2 separate regions of the Homo sapiens genome follow, and region 2 is linked to region 1. A link is an interaction called in ENCODE POLR2A ChIA-PET data of the cell type or tissue named here. Cell type or tissue: GM12878. All regions are shown on one strand. Each heading gives the region's core, and the rest is flanking DNA. Links, peaks and the distances in the headings are about the cores only. Region 1 overlaps MNAT1 (MNAT1 component of CDK activating kinase). Region 2 overlaps MNAT1 (MNAT1 component of CDK activating kinase).

Region 1 (9,578 bases), core at 2,971-7,970:
TTCCAGAAGAGATTTCACTGAATCTTGAAAATTACATTCTTCACTTGGGCATCAAAATCCAGAATGTGAGAATTATCTTAGACCGCTTCTTCTTACCCTCACAGCCACAGAATCACCAAATCCTCTCAATTTACCATCTAAATCTGTCTCAAATCTTCCCTACTTTCTTCAATTCAACTCTAATGCTTTAATGTCTTCTTCATACTTAAGGTAAAACAAGGGACCAAAAGTATGGGTTCCAACCCAAATAGCCCATTAACTTCTGGCTGTTTGTGATAAGCTTTAAGACAATTAGCTTCACTATCTGATAGACAAAAACAGTCACTGGTATAGCAGACACAAAATCATAAACAAGAGAAAAGAAAGAATGTACTGAAGAAAAATGGCATTGATCTTCCAGAAAAAGAGGGCTACACCAGGATTATGTATTTTAAGTACATAAGTATATAACCCCTTTTATTTTTGAGCTTCAACATTATTGCAGAAAATAACATGTACACATAAACTTTTCACTTTACATATATAAGTAGTTTAACAGATATATCATACCACTAACAAATATTACATAACACTCTAAAAAGAGAACAATTAAGTCAGGCTTAACCGCATTAAAAAGTGATCATTAAAAGACAGTACTGTGTATAGCTAGCAAAATCAACTATTTTCCATGCTAGGCAATGACTCAAGAATTACAAACTGTCACCAATACCTGCATTAAACATAAACCCAGACAGTAAGCAATTGTCATGGAAAGATAAATCCATGTGACTATATCTCTGAAGCTTAAGCAAAACTAGTTTACATGAAGCAAAACAGTTTATTAAATAACCATATCTAAAGCAGCCCTTTGTTTTGACAATAAGTAATTTAATCATTTTTCCATCACTGTGGATCTAAAAGGTATGTTAAAATGTTATACTCCGCCAGGTGGATTAATATGGATTTATTAAATTATGCTTAGACTAACACTGCTTCCTGGTCATTGTAGTTCCAAATTAAAGATAATGATAGGTTTAGAGAAATAATTGTGCTCAATTATTACTCACCAAAAATTCTGAGTTTTCACTGCTTGATGACTTACACTAGAGTAGGAAGGCAGACGATACACACAGCACATTCATAAACTGGGATTTAACCGAGTGAAAATTGAACTGAAAGAACATTAAGGTCTCTAACCTTACTAAATTACAATGGAGTCCAATACATAAAATGCTTTAGTCAGGGAAAATTAGACAAGTCACTTAATCACTCTGTACCCTATTTTATTCATCTATAAAATAAAAATATGGACTAGATATTCTCTGAGATCTCTTCCAGCATAAAGAGCATATGATTCAAAGGAATTATTATATGTACCTATGCTGGAAAATAATAAACCACTCCACTTTAATTATTCATTTAAAATGATATAGGTTGTAGCTGCTGCATTTATTAAAAAGTCCTAACCAGCAATGCAGCAATGGCCATTTCATCTATAAATTAATTAAAGATAAATGATAAAGATAAGTGTGATCATTTTGAATCTCAGTAAGAAATTTCCATTAGCACCAATGAAAATTGTGTAAATTAACTCCCTACGCATGACTTTTTTCTTAACTTCCCTAATTTAGTTTAACTGGAGAAAAAGCCAGGTATGAATCTGCAGTGTTTCAATGCTGAAACAGCTTTAAAAGAAAAATATATTCTTTTATCTATTAAAATTAAGAAGTTGTACTAGATGATTTATAAGGTTCCTTTTGGCTTTAAAGTCCATACATGATAATAAGCTATCTCTGTACAACAACTGATAAACCAAACTGCAAACTGAGCTACAAGAAATTATGTTTTCTTTATTTTGTTTATATAAATTTACCACTGAGCTCAGTAAAAATTTCCGGCCAAGTGGTAGTCACAATTTAGTTTTTGGTTTAGCATATAGAAAAATTACTGACAAAATACCATAATGTAAGGGAAGGAAAAAAAAAGAATATCATAATCATTTTACCACACAATGTCTTTTTTTTTTTTTTTTTTTTGAGACAGAGTCTCGCTCTGTTGCCCAGAATGGAGTGCAGAGGTGTGATCTCTGCTCACTGCAGCCTCCGCCTCCCAAGTTCAAGCGATTCTCCTGCCTCAGCCTCCCGGGTAGCTGGAATTACAGGCATCCACCACCATGCCTGGCTAATTTTTGTATTTTTAGTAGAGATGACATTTAGTAGAGATGTCATTTAGTAGAGATGACATTAGTGGGCCAGGCTGGTCTCGAACTCCTAACCTCAGGTGATCCTCCCACCTCCACCTCCTAAATTGCTGGGATTACAGGTGTGAGCCACTGTGCCTGGCCACAGTGTCTTTACATACTTCCCATCATTCACTCTCCTGATAATCTATTTGAAACCACCTATAATCCATCATAAGATATTACAGAAAAGAATTCCCTAAAAATTTTTTCATGAAGCTGAGTCTTGCCCAGAAAGCAATAAATACATCAAATAATTCTTTAGGGTTTTTTCCTCCTGAGATTTTGGGATGAGATTTCTAAACAAAGAGAGATGATTATGGTGTCCCAAACTTCAAGTCACTGACTCAAATCAAAGCAGCAATTTGCTGTGTTAAAAGAGCAGATGATTGATGTAATAGGAAAAGAAGGAAGAAACTTGAAGAAAAATAGAATCAGTAAAACATGGGAAAAAGAAAAAATGAATATCTGATTTTTTAATGTTGCAATGTATAAAGCACTAGAATTAGAACGTACCAGTTCACAGATCTAGATAGTTTGATCCCACTTACAGCCGGGACATTAATTTATATATGCTAAAAACTGTCAAACCACACAAAATAGGTTAAATAACTAAATAACACATTTAAACAAAACCATTATTTACAAAACAAGATATAAGAAAGGGAAAGCAGCTCATAACACATTTAATTAGTGTTACACTTGATAAGGAAAGAAACCTAATTACTAGGGCAAAAGATAAGATCATTCTGTAACTATGAATATGTTTGGCACATAGTCTTACCCAAATATTTGTTGAATAAAAGCAGCAGTGAAGACTGTAAAAGGAAAACATAACCCTAAAAAGAAACATGCAATAAAGGAAATATAACCTAAACAAAGAGAGCTGCTTTGCAACTTTTTGAAAATATCTAAATTTAATAAGCATCAACATAAATTTTTCAGTGCTGTCATAGTTTAAGCTACTACCTTAGTGCTAAGGATTGAAAAATAAACAATTTGAAAACCTGAAAATTAGATAATCCCAAACTTTAAAAGTCACTTTCTTCTCCTCAATTATTAAGGGCTCTCAGGTAAATTATAGTTTTCACTTAGAGAACACTGTTCAAAGAGTTCCTACTTGAAGGTTACCCTGAAATGTTTGTCTTAGTTAAAACTCAAATGTATTGTGGTATTGTGATTTAAGGGCCAAGTGAATATCAAATGATTGGTGACCCCAGATGACTATCTGAACTTGACTATTCCTAGAATCTGGTATGTGGATAACCTTCTACAACAGGGAACCCTTCCAACCCTAACTTAACTCAGTCTGTGGGCAAAAAAAAGTACCACAAGCCAGTACACGTTGCTTCACACTCTAAATTAAATAAATAGATCATGACACACAATCCATGCCCAAAAACAAAGAAGTAAACACATTACATATTAATACATTTTCCAAAGGAGTTATTCATAAGCGTCTAGCAAGAAAAAAAGTACAATGGCCAAAAGAGTTGAGAAAAATTCATTTTCTTGCACCCAAAATGTGCAAAATCTTTGGTTTTCTTTGTGATATTTTGGAGACTTTGCTAAAGCTGCTGTTGAATGAGAACACCTAGGCTACCATCATGAAAATCAATAATGCACCTGGTAAGAACACAAAAGACTGACTCACCTGTGTGGAATCCATTAGCCTTTGAATAAGCCCAAGTCTGGTACCAGAGGGCACAATGTACTTTCTACCAGACAAGAGGAGAACGATTTTTCCTTGTCCTGCTTTCCAGCTGCCCAAAGAATAGATCTCATAGTAATTGTAATATGACTCTTTTACAGAAATAAGAGGTGGATAAAGTGCTTACAAACAATAGCTATTTCATACAATTGTATTTCTAAATTTTCTTTCAGACTTTTATTGCTCAGAAAGTTAAATAATGTTAAATGAAAACTTTAACCTGTGTGTTTGCTTAAAGCACAAACATTAAGAAAAAAAATGCTTTATGTCTGTATTCTTACAATCATATTGGAGACTTGCTGCTAAACACAAATATGAAAGGCAGTGAGGTGTTAATTGTAACCCCAGTGAGTTAAAACTAATAGAGCCTTTATGAAATCCTGCATGTTACGCAAGTGTGGTGGGGGAAAGGCACTTTTGTACACTGTTGCAGGGAATTAACCAGTGCACTTTAAAAAAAAATTAGAAAGAGCTATCAAAATTTCATATTTCTAAATTTCCATCAACAGAAGCAATATCCATATAAAGAAATATTACCTGCTAAAAAGGAGGTAAAGCATATGCTGATACTCAAAATCTACCACTAACTGAAAAAAAAAGGTAAAGGTATAGTATGATTCCATTTCTGCAAATTTCAAATAATATGACCATATCATTTCATTAATGCATAAGTTTATATTGTCCACTTGGAATAGATATATTTAATTGTACCAAAACTGTTTGCAACTTTAATCTTTCACATTTCAGTTTCTCTCACTTCATATTCTCCCTACCCAAGCTGGCTTGAATTTTCTACTACTTAAATAAATTCTAATCAGAAGACCTACTTCCATATTATACTATGCTCTCTGGGCAGAACAGAACTTTAAATAAGTAAAAACTGTTCTTATAATTTAAAAAAATTTCTTTTAAATAATAGAATGATTATAAATATTTGACCTAAGGCTAGATATGATTTTATTAACAAATCATCCACTAGAGAAATATTATGCATAAAGCAGTTTTACTTATAAGTCTAATTTCTTTAACTTAGGCCTAACTAACACTTACAAAGCAAAGATTAAGTACAGTATACCTGCAATAAATAGTATGGCATGTAGAAAGTTACTTTTTAAACAACAACAGGAAAAGTCTCCTTTTGAGAAGGTTATTGGTATACCTTCTATTCAAAGCATCAACAATTTCCAACATTCATCAAACTGGCCAACTAAAGAATGCATCTCATGTTAATGATGGCTACTCATCAACTCCATGCTGTTGAGAATATGGAGCCAAAATGTTACCAGATCTAGCAGTTTTTCAACAAAACTGAGAGATCCAAATTTTTACATGATGTCTCCTCATTTTTACATGTTGGCAACTAATTCATTTTTTGTTTTGTTTTAATTTAAATGCTGTGCAAGCCAACACTCCAGGGCCAAACAAAATTAATTTCACCCTCAGGTTTCAAGTTTCAATCTCTAGGAAAGGTGCTGGAAGCTGAGGAGAGAGAGAAGAAAGAAAAGTAAAATAGGCAGAGACCAGACCAGAAAAATCTTTACATGATAAGCTAAGGAATTTGGATTTTTAGCATATATTACAGTAGCATTTTTCAGGCTTATATTTCTTTAATAACAGAACTCTTTCTTCATACTAAATGTTACCCAGAAACCTAATATGTAAACAGATAAATGGAGACTGCTCTAGTTTAAGGGATGACAATGAGCAGCTGCCTCAAACAATCTCTCAGAGTTTCAGTTTGAAATCTCTCAGGCAACACAGTTTGAAAATACTGAACTACAGGATGATGTGGGGTCTGTGTGTCAGGGATTACATAAAGCCAGAGGAAAACGTGGTGCGTCTTCCTAAAACATCAATTTTATGCAAAGGTTAGGGGTATGAGATAAAAAATTAGGAAGGCATATACTTTTTGTTTTAATACTAACAGAAAATATTAAAAAATTAAAATCTTACATGCATTTTTAAGGTCAACCAAAACTTCAAAGGGGCTTTCAAAGCGACACTTCTAGTTGCACCTCCAGACAAACTAGGGGTACAAATTTGTTTTCCTCCATTGTTAATGTTACTTTTTAAAATGTGAGAAGCATTGGTGGAAGACACAAGAAACCACCAAAGAAGTTTAAGCAGGAAGTATCATGGTTAAAAGGGGAAGACTATTTTTTGTTTTGTTTTCTGAATTTGGGGGTTTTTTTTTGGAGGGTTGGGAGGAGTGGGCGGTAGTAAGCAGTATCCATGTTAATTAAGCTTGAAGCAGTCCTCGGCCAGGAGACAGTTGAAATAGTCCAAGTGGACCAGGCAACGTGGCTCACACCTGTAATCCCAGCACTTTGGGAGGCTGAGGTGGGAGGATCACTTGAGCCCAGGAGTTCGAGACCAACCTGGGCAACACAGTAAGACTCTGTCTCTACAAAAAGATAAATTAGCCAGGTGTAGTGGCACACACTTGTAGTTCCTGCTACTGAGGAGGCTGACATGAGAGGATTGCTTGAGCCCTGAAGTCAAGGCTGCAAGAAGCCATGATCTTGCCACTGCACTCTCACCTGGGCAACAAAGCAAAACCCTACCTCAAAAAGAAAAAAAAAAAAAAGTCCAAGTAGAGATAAGGAAGACATAGACTACAAGGGGAATAGGATAAAATCTGTAATTTGGAAGTTATTAAGGAGACAGTTATGGGCACAACTTCGTAGGGCTTAGAAATAAGCCTAGTACATATAGTATGACCTCAGATTTCTTATTTGAATATCTGGTATATTTGTTGGTCCCACTGCCCTCTACCATCTAAATTATGCTCCTTAGATGGTTCCAACAACACTCATCATAACAATTATTGTAGTGTATTGTAACATTTTGTTTGTCTATCTTCCATACTTAGCAATGAGACCTCAGGGCAAAAATTACCTCTGATTCAACTTTGCATCATCAACTCCTTGTACACAGGAAGTCATAAAATAAAAATTACAAAATAAGTAAAGCATCAGAATCAATACACTGCCAAGAGCAGAAAAAAACCTAAAAGCACGGAAATGCATGAACAGTTTTCTCCTATTTCCTATTCTACATATGTTCTAGTTAAGGACAGAAAGGGAATCTCTGTGACTCATCAGTATTTCTCAGACAAATGCCACAGGGGTAAAAATTTGGAAAGTATTAACTGAAACTAAATTATAGTTTGTCTCCTATATTCTGATGTAAACTAGGAGTAACATGAATGATATTCTAGGAAATCTTGCCCTAAAGCCCTAAGCTCATAGCTGCTGTTTGGTTCAAATGCTTAGGAACAGTCTATTAAAAATATCTTTGAAACAAAATATAACTTTATCAAACAAGACATTTCAGTGTCTCAATTGATGACCAGAAAATGTCAAACATTCTAGCCTGTGTGTGGGTGTGTGTGGACAATAAAAAAAAATGCACTAAAATACTGCAAAATCTGGAACTGCATTTAGATAAAATTTTCATAGTGGCTTGATACAGTCTATATATTAATATAACTTGGAATTATCACCAAAAACTGAGGAAAGAGGTAAATAAGAGTAAGAAACTGTCAGATCAGTATGTATTTCCATCTCAAACACCAATCCCTCCAGATTCCACAAAATAAATTACTCCATACACCGTTAGTTTTAAACAGGAAATTTTTAGCTTCTTAGTACTCTGTGTTATGTTTCTGAACAACTTCTGCAGTACCAGAAAGTTGCATATGATTTCTTCAAACTAACAAGTCAAATAGCCTGTTCTCTCTCAGTGAAATGTGAGAGCCAGTCACTTGGGAACTCACAGCTGATGACATCTTAAAATCAAGTTCTAGTCCAGGTCAAATACACTAATGGTTTAACCAAGCCAAAAACTAAATTCAAGAGAAACTGTAGGCTACTACTTAAACTGGAAGTGAATATCCTGTTGTCATTTACCTCCAAATACAAGACAGCATGATTGATTTTGCCCAAAAAAACGCAAGGGCATTTATACATTTTAAAAAGAAACTATATGGCATCAAAATAGACATGGCTCTATTTTGTAAAACACATTTCTGTATTAATAATTAAATCCCCAAAAGACCACAGCTTTAGGCCACAGGTATATAGCCAGAAAGAGCACATGAATGACACCTTTGTGAGTCAAATGGTATCTTCCCAGTAACACTAAAACTTTATACTTGCTTTATTTTCATTTTAATTGATTTCCAGTTGGCAGAAGTTCCTACCACTTACATCAAGATTTTTCCATCCTCCAGCTTAACTGTTAAATGGTAAGCAATCCATAAGACACTGTGAAGTATAAAAATATACTATTTTTTAAAATTCTTCCATGATCACTCTTGAATATTCAGCCTCCTTAGTAATGGGAAAAGCACTTCTTAGCTCATACTCTATAAAAGTTCAGAATTTCATGTACAATAACGCATGTTCCAAGAGTAACAAAACATTATCTGACAGTAACTTTTCCAGACAAGTGTAGCATACTCCAAAATGCAGAAGTTCTATTCTAAACTTTTTTCAATATAACTCTGTCTTTAATGCATATGTTCAACAAATGTGTATGGTTGTGTACTATCACTGAAACTTTCCTTAATGACATAGACAGCTCGTTATGAACAGAGGTTCCCACATTGTGCTATATGTAAGTTAACAAAACTCAATCTTTCTTATCCCATAGTCCATTAAATAGGCTATCAAATAATCTAAGCATCATAATGAAAGAAATAAAAAGTCTACATTTCCCAAAAAAAGACAAGTATTTACGTTTCAGAAGCATTACACAATGGCATCACATCATGTGCATACTTACACAAATTCACTTATATATGTTCAGCAAAAAGAGACAGAGATACATTTTTAGAAAGCGGTCCCATTTCCCCAGCCTCTCCTCTCAGTGACTATCTCTATACCCCAGAGTAATCATAAAATGAGAGATGTCACTCTGCTGTTCCCTCTGTTGCACTCAGTTTCAATGCCTCTCCTAGGACAAGCATCTTATTGGACTATATATGACAGTGTTTAAAGGTAAGTCTTTTCAGTATAATGCCAAAACAAGAGCCAATTACTTCATCTGCTGTTCAGGTGAGGAATACTGATTTATTACTATGCTGGAAGGAAAACTGGCTGCGCTAGGTTTAATGAAAAATTATTTACCCATATGGACAATTTCTGATCCTTAATATTAAGGGTAATCTTCACTATATTTTCTGCTTTACATGACTTTAGAATACAAATTCCAGGCTGTGTGCAGTGACTAGCCTACAATCCCAACACTTTGGGAGGACGAGGCAGGAGGATGGCTTGAGCCTAAGAGTTCAAGACCAGTATGGACAACAAAGCCTGACCCTGTCTCTACAAAAAATAAAAAATTAGGCCAGGCACAGTGGCTCACGCCTGTAATACCAGCACTTTGGGAGGCCAGGGCGGGTGGATCATGAGGTCAGGAGATCAAGAACATCCTGGCCAACATGGTGAAACCCCGTCTCCACTAAAAATACAAAAAGTAGCCAGGTGTGGTGGCACGTGCCTGCAGTCCCAGCTATTCTGGAGGCTGAGGCAGAAGAATCACTTGAACCTGGGAGGCAGAGGTTGCAGTGAGCTGAGATCACTTCACTGCATTCCAGCCTGGGCAACTAAAAAAAAAAAAATTAGGTAGGCATGGTGGCACACA
Region 2 (10,488 bases), core at 2,070-7,069, 180 kb before region 1:
TTTTATATGTTGGGGTCCTAGGAAGATATTGTTTTTAAAAAAACAGCTGTGTTCCTTTAAAAAGTCTGAAAACGATTTGCTATGTACTGAATTGTGTTACCTCTACCCTTAAAATTCTTCTGTTGAAGCCCCTACTCTCAATGTGATAGTATTTGGAAATGGGGTCTTTGTGAGGCATTCAGGTTTACATGAATTCACGAGGGTGGAGCCTTCATGACTATATTAATGCCCTTACAAGAACAGATACCAGAGAACAAACTTGCTGTCTCTCTGCCACATGAGGACACAGATAGAAGGCCAGGAAGAGAGCCCTCGCCAGCAATCAAATCAGCCAGGACTTCCCAGCCTCCAGAATTATGAGAAATAGACTTCTATTGTTTAAGCCACTGAGTGTGTGGTATTTGGTTATAGCAGTTGAAGTAGACAAATAGACTATTACCATATAGCTTTAGAATCAAACATTTGATGTTAAATCCTACCCCCATAGTACTGGTCTCAGGAAAGGTATGTGGCCTGTTCAGGGTTGTTATAAATTATCAGGAACGATATACAAGAAGTGCCTAAAAAAGAGCCTACCATACACACAGGTACTCAATTAGTGATAGTGAATGAGAACAAAAGGTCAAGGAATGACTTCACACAATAACTTTAGCAGAGGAAGAAGAACTGGCCAAAAGGATTCAGAAGAAATCAGAGGAAGAAAAAAAAAACAAAAACAAAAACAAAAAGGAAGTAGTGTCATAAAGCAAATGAAAGATACAGTTTGAAGAATAAGAGAATGGTTCGATAGAAGGGTAAAATAAGAAAAGGACCGCAAGTTACCCACCAAATTTTGTAATTAGCAAGTCGATTGTGAATCAGCAAAATCAGATTCTAAGTAAAAGCCAAATTCCACTAGGTTTGGTGGATGAATCAGAAATAAGGAAGTAGAGAGAGCAAGTATAAGACTTTTTTCAAAGGTTTTTCATTGAATATGGAAGAAAGAGCAGTAGTCAGAGGAAGATTCAGGGTTGATGAAGCGACTATGTGGTTTTAAGATGGAAATTTGAGTATGTTCATGTTGTAAAGGAAATATTTCAACACAGAGAAGATGATCTCAATCTGAAAGAGGGAGGGAGACCAATTTGATGGTCTAATATCCCTGAGTTGAATCAAAAGTAGGCCATGGAACACAGGTGGTGGGACTGGCCTCAAAAGCAGGACAGGCCTTTCTGCCAATAAGAATGGACAGAAGGAGTTAGCAATGTGTACAAGTATGGACGAGTTTATAGTTAGAGTGTGGCTTTGGAGAGAATGTATTCATACATACGTTTTCTCTGTGTAGCATGTTGAAAAGTTAGTTGCTGAGTATAAAGAGGGGAAAGTGGAGTGGGAGATTTAGGAAACTGATGATGTGGGAAAGCCACTGTGGGATGTGAGAGAAGAAGCCACCGTATCTGTGTGCAAAATGATACCTGAATGGCACCAATCTGTTGTTTATGGGATCTTCTCCAGCTTCTCTCGGCAGAACTAATTTAACAATAATTCATACATGTTTTAAAATTTCTAATTATTATTTGTATTCAAATGTTATATATTGTCACAATATAACGAAAACACTAAAATACTAATGTATTTAATATAATTAAAACAGTAAAAATACTAATGTGTTCATAAGGAAGAAAAGATGTGATTATAAAGGAATTTTAGAAAGTGCCCCCAGTGGCCTAAGCCCTTCTCTCATGTAACAGAGAAAAATGACCAAAGATTTATTCAACTTTGAGACTGGGCCCATATTGTAAAGTGATTCCTATAAGGAATCTATTTGGTATTCAAATTTATTCCAAAGAAAAACAAAGAAAATAGATAGTTAGAATTCCTTTATATAAAGATGCTCTATTTTTTTTTTCTGGCAAAGGGCTCTGGATAGAGATAAAATTACCTGACTCCCCTCTTACATAATAAAAAGATTATCATGACACATTATAGACTCAAAAGATGGATTTAGAAAAAAAACTGAAAGTGCTGCCTGTGTCTCAAAAAAACATTTTGGGACACAATAGGAAGCTATAGGTTTGGAAATATTCTTAACCCCTGAAGTATACCTTGAACAAGAAAGTATACTACTAAGCTTTGAGTGAAAAGCACTTGAGCCTACATGATGATGGTAAGTGGTTCTTAGTAGCTTTGAAACTCTGATTCAGGTCTTCACATTAGCTGCTTAATTGCACTGACTGAATTTTTCATTAGCTGATGAAATATTTTATTAGCTTTGGGAAACTGCTATAATCATATTTACAGTAAGAGTTTTCTAAATATTTATTTCCTTGGAGCAAAGAGTTAACACTTTTTAAGAGCTATGTTTGCATGAAAACTCTTTGAGTCCTCTCATTATTTGTACATCTATGAATAATTCAGACAATAAAATGGAATAAAAATTAAAACCAGAGATAATTTCTCCTAGAAAATTATGAGTTCTAGAAAGTGAAATTAAAGTGCCTCGCTTACCAAAATCTTGACAATTTGAAGTTTTATAAGTTTATAAAATTTTATAATTTAGGCACTTCTTGTATATTGTTCCTGATAATTTATAACAACCCTGAACAGGCCACATACCTTTCCTGAGACCAGTACTATGGGGGTAGGATTTAACATTAAATGTTTGATTCTAAAGCTATATGGTAATAGTCTATTTGTCTACTTCAACTGCTATAACAAAATACCACACACTCAGTGGCTTAAACGATAGAAGTCTATTTCTCATAATTCTGGAGTCTAGGAAGTCCTGGCTGATTTGGTTGCTGGCGAGGGCTCTCTTCCTGGCCTTCTATCTGTGTCCTCACGTGGCAGAGAGACAGCAAGTTTGTTCTCTGGTAGCTGTTCTTATAAGGGCATTAATAGAGTCAGGAAGGCTCCACCCTCATGAATTCATATAAGCCTGAATGCCTCACAAAGGCCCCATTTCCAAATACTATCACTTCCATACAAAAGGACTATAGAAACTTACGATCTCTGATAAGGAAGGGCACCTGGCTGACCCTTTGTCATTTTCTTCAGGGTAAGAGTCAGTTAACTGTCTACTTTCTTAACACTACAAAATAGGAAACATTCTACCTCCTCTACTAGTTAATATATTCTGATTTGCTCACATTCCTGGTCCAAATCACCAGATGTACTAAATCATTAGTTAATTATAGAAATGCCAGGAACAACTGTAAAATAAGCATTTTAATACCCTTGCATAGTTTCTGGAATGACATTGCAGTTCTAGTTAGAAACCTATAATTTGTTCATCCTATATACAAAACTTATATGAATAACACTTAAGAATTCTATGATAATGCAGCTACTTTTAGTCCATGACTAAATCTTGCTTCGGTTATAATTAATCCTGGAAAATTCATTGCTTGAGAAGGCAGGGCTCCATATGGAGTTAACCTTGTTTTAAAACATGCTAACAGTCTCCCTTCCTCTCCATACCTTGCATAAATCTGAAAACTTAAAATGCTACATTCAAAAGATGTATATATTTTAAATTAGGCATGGGTGCCCTAGCAACCAGCAACATGGAGGGCAAAATAATGCATTTATTTGTTTTGGATAATTTTATGTCTCTGGTGGAAATGTTTAGGAATTAAAAAAAAAAAGAGAAACAAATCCTTCCACCTCTCCCCACTCCCTCACTGCCCACTGCCTGAACAGATAATTGACTCTAACGAGATGATATGAAAAACAAAAACAAACAGTTGAAAGATTAGCCAGAAGATGACCCTAATTCTGCTGTTTATAAGCCATATGGCCTGGGGCAAATGACTTTGCTTCAATTTCCCCACCTGTAAAATGAATGCAGCAATAATTATACTTGCCTTGCTTATCTCCTAGAATTGTAGTTAAGAATCAATGAAATGATGCTTTGAAACTGTGAAGTGCTCTGAAATTTTATGAGTGTTCATATTAGCAAAGGCACATTTACTCAGCTAATTTACAATTACTGTTTCCAGTAACAATTTAGAAAGTGACTCAGATCTATAGAAGTTAAATCTGAAAGCTGAATAATTTATTCAGTATGCATCAGAGGAACCACAATTGTTGATTTACAAATACACATGGTTCTCTGGGAGGCGGAGGTTGCAGTGAGCCAAAATTGCGGCACTGCACTACAGCCTGGGTGACAAGAGCAAGACTCCGTCTCAAAAAAAAAAAAAAAAAAGCGCACACACACACACACACACACACACACACACACACACACACACACACTACATGTGGTTCTAATTCAATTAATACAAACTTGTGGAAAGTCAAATGACAAGATAACTAAGAGATTATCAGCCCATTAAAAATACATCTGTAAATTAAGTGAATTATGATTTAGCTCTACTGACAAAAGCACTGCGACAGTGAGGTTAAACTTGATTTTGCAGTAGTAATGAATAATCCCAAAATTTCAGTAGCTTTACCAGAGGCTTATTTCTTGCTTACTTTAACATATGTTAAAGAAGCTTTAATTTTAATTTCTAAAATGCATTGTAGTGGTCATTTCTTATATTGCAAACTTGTATCTACTATTTTTTTATTCATAAAAATGGGCTGATTTTTACAAATTTTCGATTTAATATAAATATCACTGCAAAAGAAGGGCGCTAAATCAGAGGCTCTTAAACAAAGTCAAAGAAAACCTTACTGTTTTAATAACTGTCAACGATTGTCTTAGGCACTGATAGTGGAAAAAACAAATGTCAGTACCGCGAGATTACTATATGAATATCACTATTTTAAATAAGACTAAAAGAGTCCAAATTTACAAAAAAAAAAAAAAATTAAGAGAGAAATAACAATAAGGGCCCCTTTCTTGTGACAGCAAATGGTGATAGGATTTTTGGCACTGTAAGTAAAGCTTACTATCCCCCAGTTAGGGTTTTGCTTCTGGGCACTGCTTGAGGGCAAGATGGAAGAAGTCCAGAATGACAAGTTTTCCTGTGCTAACACTACTGGAATAAGCAGCAGCAGCAACAAATGGTTAAATAAAGATAGATGTGCTTTTTGGCTGAACTCTTTAAGACAGACAACTTAACGGTAATCATTTATATCAGAAAAAACTATTCCATTTAAAAGTATGTTTCCCTAAAAGTATTTTCATCAGCTTAAAATTTTTTTAGTGGAGTGTGGAAAAGAAGATATGAACCAACAATCCCTAACTTTGAATAGAGAAGCAGCTTTCATTTATTGACTTTTTTTTTTTTTTTTTTTTTTTTTTTTTGAGATGGAGCCTCATTCTGTCGCCCAGGCTGGAGTACAGTGGTGCGATCTCGGCTCACTGCAAGTTCCGCCTCCAGGTTTCATGCCATTCTCCTGCCTCAGCCTCCCGAGTAGCTGCAATTACAGGCGCCCGCCATTACGCCCGGCTAATTTTTTGTATTTTTAGTAGAGACGGGGTTTCACCATGTTAGCTGCGATGGTCTCCATCTCCTGACCTCATGATCCGCCCGCCTCAGCCTCCCAAAGTGCTGGGATTACAGGAGTGAGCCACCGCGCCCGGCCATTGACTTTTTTTTTTTTTAAGAAACAGGGTCTAACTCTATTGCTCACACTGGAGTACAGTGGCACAATCTTAGCACCAGCCTTGAACTCCTGGGCTCAAGTGATCCTCCCTCCTCTCCCTCCTGAGTAGCTAGGACTATAGGCGCATACCACCATACCTGGCTAAGTTTTGTTCTTTAAATTTTTGTAGAGATGGGTTCTTGCAATGTTGCCCAAGCTGGTCTTGAATTCCTGTCCTCAAGCAATCCTCCTGTCTTGGTCTCCCAAAAGGCTGAAACTACAGGTGTGAGCCAGTGTGCCGAGCCATCAGAAACTATTTCTTAACAAGGTAAATCTTTAAGGAGAACAAACTTTTGTTTCACCATTCTAGCTATAAGTGTGACTACATTTTAAACTATGTTATTGAAAGCATCCTAGTCAGTAGTATTGACCATAAATTCATTAATACAATTTCCTGAATCACAGGGACTAAGAGATCAAGGGAAAAATGGACTAGCCAGAGAAATATTTCCAGATGAGGAACAAAACAGTAATACAATTAAATGAATTTTTGATCTGTTAAATTCACCATTGTTTATTATTTAAATACCACATAATCACTAAAAACCATAAAAACTAGAAATAACAAAACTTCTATATACTATGAGAATAAACGGAATTTTATTAAATTACCAATACTTAACACAGGCATTTCCCAAAAACTTTTAAAGAATAATTCAAATATTAACACTAGGTGGGAACGTCATACAGTTAACATTATCTAGAGTTTCAAATATTTCAATAGAAACTATATATGACTAAAGTTCAAATCTCACTCTAACTTTTTTTTTAAATTGAGCTTCTCAGGCTATTCTAATTTTGACCCTTCTGATTCTGTAATGTTGAAGAGATTTGTGAGAAGGAATAAGGAAGAACTGAATTTTAAACCCATCCTTTTAGATATCTCATCATAAGTTTATTAAGCCATTGAATTCAGATAAATAAGTAAGAAAGCTTTGAGACAGACGGCCAGGTGCAGTGGCTCACGGCTGTAATTCCAGCACTTTGGGGGACCAAGGCGGGCAGATCATGAGGTCAGAAGATTGAGACCATCCAGGCTAACACAGTGAAACCCCCTCTCTACTAAAAATACAAAAAATTAGCTGGGCGTGGTGACAGGCACCTGTAGTCCCAGCTACTCGGGAGGCTGAGGCAGAAGAATGGCATGAACCTGGGAGGCAGAGCTTGCAGTGAGCCAAGATCGTGCCACTGCACTCTAGCCTGGGCAACAGAGCGAAAATCCGTCTCAAAACAACAACAACAAAAAATAAAGCTTTGAGACAGCCAAATGCCTAGGCAGATAAAAAGGGGTCTCCAGAGCCACTGCAAAAACATGCCAAATTGTAAAGACCATCGAGGCTAGGAAGAAACTGCATCAACTAATGAGCAAAATAACCAGCTAACATCATACTGACAGGATCAAATTCACACATAACAATATTAACCTTAAATGTAAATGGGCTAAATGCTCCAATTAAAAGACACAGACTGGCAAATTGGATAAAGAGTCAAGACCCATCAGTGTGCTGTATTCAGGAAACCCATCTCACGTGCAGAGACACACATAAGCTCAAAATAAAGGGATGGAGGAAGATCTACCAAACAAATGGAAAACAAAAAAAGGCAGGGGTTGCGATCCTAGTCTCTCATAAAACAGACTTTAAACCAACAAAGATCAAGAGAGACAAAGAAGGCCATTACATAATGGTAAAGGGATCAATTCAACAAGAAGAGCTAACTATCCTAAATATATATGCACCCAATACAGGAGCACCCAGATTCATAAAGCACGTCCTTAGAGACCTACAAAGAGACTTAGACTCCCACACAATAAAAATGGGAGACTTTAACACCCCACTCTCAACGTTAGACAGATCAACGAGACAGAAAGTTAACAAGGCTCTCCAGGAACTGAACTCAGCTCTGCACCAAGCAGACCTAATAGACATCTACAGAACTCTCCAACCCAAATCAACAGAATATACATTCTTTTCAGCACCACACCACACCTATTCCAAAATTGACCACATAGTTGGAAGTAAAGCACTCCTCAGTAAATGTAAAAGAGCAGAAATGATAACAAACTGTCTCTCAGACCACAGTGCAATCAAACTAGAATTCAGGATTAAGAAACTCACTGAAAACCACTCAACTACATGGAAACTGAACAACCTGCTCCTGAATGACTACTGGGTACATAACGAAATCAAGGCAGAAATTAAGATGTTCTTTGAAACCAACGAGAACAGAGAGACAACATACCAGAATCTCTGGGACACACTCAAAGCAGTGTGTAGAGGGAACTTTATAGGACTAAATGCCCACAAGAGAAAGGAGGAAAGATCTAAAATTCACATCTTAACATCACAATTAAAAGAACTAGAGAAGCAAGGGACAAACACATTCAAAGCTAGCAGAAGGCAAGAAATAACTAAGTCAGAGCAGAACTGAAGGAGATAGACACACAAAAAACCCTTCAACAAATCAATGAATCCAGGAGCTGGTTTTTTGAAAAGATCAACAAAATTGATAGACCGCTAGCAAGACTAATAAAGAAGAAAAGAGAGAAGAATCAAATAGATGCAATAAAAAATGATAAAGGGGATATCACCACCGATCCCACAGAAATACAAACTACCATCAGAGAATACTATAAACACCTCTATGCAAATAAATCAGAAAATCTAGAAGAAATGGATAAATTCCTTGACACATACACCCTCCCAACACTAAACCAGGAAGAAGTTGAATCTCTGAATAGACCAATAACAGGCTCTGAAATTGAGGCAATAATTAATAGCTTACCAACAAAAAGAAGTCCAGGACCAGAGGGATTCACAGCTGAATTCTACCAGAGGTACAAGGAGGAGCTGGTACCATTCCTTCTGAAACTATTCCAATCAGTAGAAAAAGAGGGAATCCTCCCTAACTCATTGTATGAGGCCAGCATCATCCTGATACCAAAGCCGGGCAGAGACACAACAAAAAAAGAGAATTTTAGACCAATATCCCTGATGAACATTGATACAAAAATTCTCAAAAAAATACTGGCAAACCAAATCCAGCAGCACAGCATATCAAAACACTTATCCACCATGATCAAGTGGGCTTCATTCCTGGGATGCAAGGCTGGTTCAACATACACAAATCAATAATCATAATCCAGCATATTAACAGAACCAACGACAAAAAACACATGATTATCTCAATAGAGGCAGAAAAGGCCTTTGACAAAACTCAACAACACTTCATGCTAAAAACTCTCAATAAATTAGTTATTGATGGGACATATCTCAAAATAATAAGAGCTATCTATGACAAACCCACAGCCAATATCATACTGAATGGACAAAAACTGGAAGCATTCCCTTTGAAAACTGGCACAAGACAGGGATGCCCTCTCTCACCACTCCTATTCAACATAGTGTTGGAAGTTCTGGCCAGGGCAATCAGGCAGGAGAAAGAAATAAAGGGTATTCAATTAGGAAAAGAGGAAGCCAAATTGTCCCTGTTTGCAGATGACATGATTGTATATCTAGAAAATCCCATCGCCTTGGCCCAAAATCTCCTCAAGCTGATAGGCAACTTCAGCAAAGTCTCAGGATACAAAATCAATGTGCAAAAATCACAACCATTCTTCTACACCAATAACAGACAAACAGCCAAATCATGAGTGAACTCCTATTCACAATTGCTTCAAGGAGAATAAAATACCTAGGAATCCAACCTACAAGGGATGTGAAGGACCTCTTCAAGGAGAACTACAAACCACTGCTCAATGAAATAAAAGAGGATACAAACAAATGGAAGAACATTCCATGCTCATGGGTAGGAAGAATCAATATTGTGAAAATGGCCATACTGCCCAAGGTAATTTATAGATTCAATGCCATCCCCATCAAGCTACCAATGACTTTCTTCACAGAATTGGAAAAAACTACTTTAAAGTTCATATGGAACCAAAAAAGAGCCCGCATCGCCAAGTCAATCCTAAGCCAAAAGAACAAAGCTGGAGGCATCATGCTGCCTGACTTCAAACTATATTACAAGGCTACAGTAACCAAAACAGCATGGTACTGGTACCAAAACAGACATATAGACCAATGGAACAGAACAGAGCCCTCAGAAATAATGCCACATATCTACAACCATCTGATCTTTGACAAACCTGACAAAAACAAGAAATGGGGAAAGGATTCCCTATTTAATAACAAATGGTGCTGAGAAAACTGGCTGGCCATATGTAGAAAGCTGAAACTGGATCCCTTCCTTACACCTTATACTAAAATTAATTCAAGATGGATTAAAGACTTAAATGTTAGACCTAAAACCATAAAAACCATAGAAGAAAATCTAGGCAATACCATTCAGGACATAGGCATGGGCAAGGACTTCATGTTTAAAACACCAAAAGCAATGGCAACAAAAGCCAAAATTGACAAACAGGATCTAATTAAACTAAAGAGCTTCTGCACAGCAAAAGAAACTACCATCAGAGTGAACAGGCAACCTACAGAATGGGAGAAAATTTTTGCAACCTACTCTTCTGACAAAGGGCTAATATCCAGAATCTACAATGAACTCAAACAAATTTACAAGAAAAAAACAAAAAACCCCATCAACAAGTGGGTGAAGGATATGAACACACACTTCTCAAAAGAAGACATTTATGCAGCCAAAAAACACATGAAAAAATGCTCAGCATCACTGGCCATCAGAGAAATGCAAATCAAAACCACAATGAGATACCATCTCACACCAGTTAGAATGGTGATCATTAAAAAGTCAGGAAACAACAGGTGCTGGAGAGGATGTGGAGAAATAGGAACACTTTTACACTGTTGGTGGGACTGTAAACTAGTTCAACCACTGTGGAAGTCGGTGTGGCAACTCCTCAGGGATCTAGAACTAGAAATACCATTTGACCCA

The links. Peaks named below come from ENCODE experiments on the same cell type or tissue, not always from the same donor. Only the 100,000 strongest peaks of a DNase experiment are listed, where the experiment ranks them.
Region 2: POLR2A ChIA-PET joins it to region 1 with 5 read pairs; 2 of 35 experiments call an interaction of 5 or more read pairs at or near these places.

What each region holds. Positions count from the first base shown.
Region 1 is chr14:60,755,143-60,764,720 of GRCh38, reverse strand. The region is part of intron 1 of MNAT1 (MNAT1 component of CDK activating kinase); the gene reads right to left. Among named protein-coding and RNA genes, the nearest start is that of MNAT1, 25 kb to the right of the region's middle. In GM12878, for the core only: no CTCF peak of the experiment used is centred there; a DNase peak (open chromatin) is centred at 6,087.
Region 2 is chr14:60,936,755-60,947,242 of GRCh38, reverse strand. All of the region lies in intron 7 of MNAT1 (MNAT1 component of CDK activating kinase), which reads right to left. Among named protein-coding and RNA genes, the nearest start is that of TRMT5, 39 kb to the left of the region's middle. RefSeq lists a silencer at 2,858-3,152. In GM12878, for the core only: no CTCF peak of the experiment used is centred there; no DNase peak of the experiment used is centred there.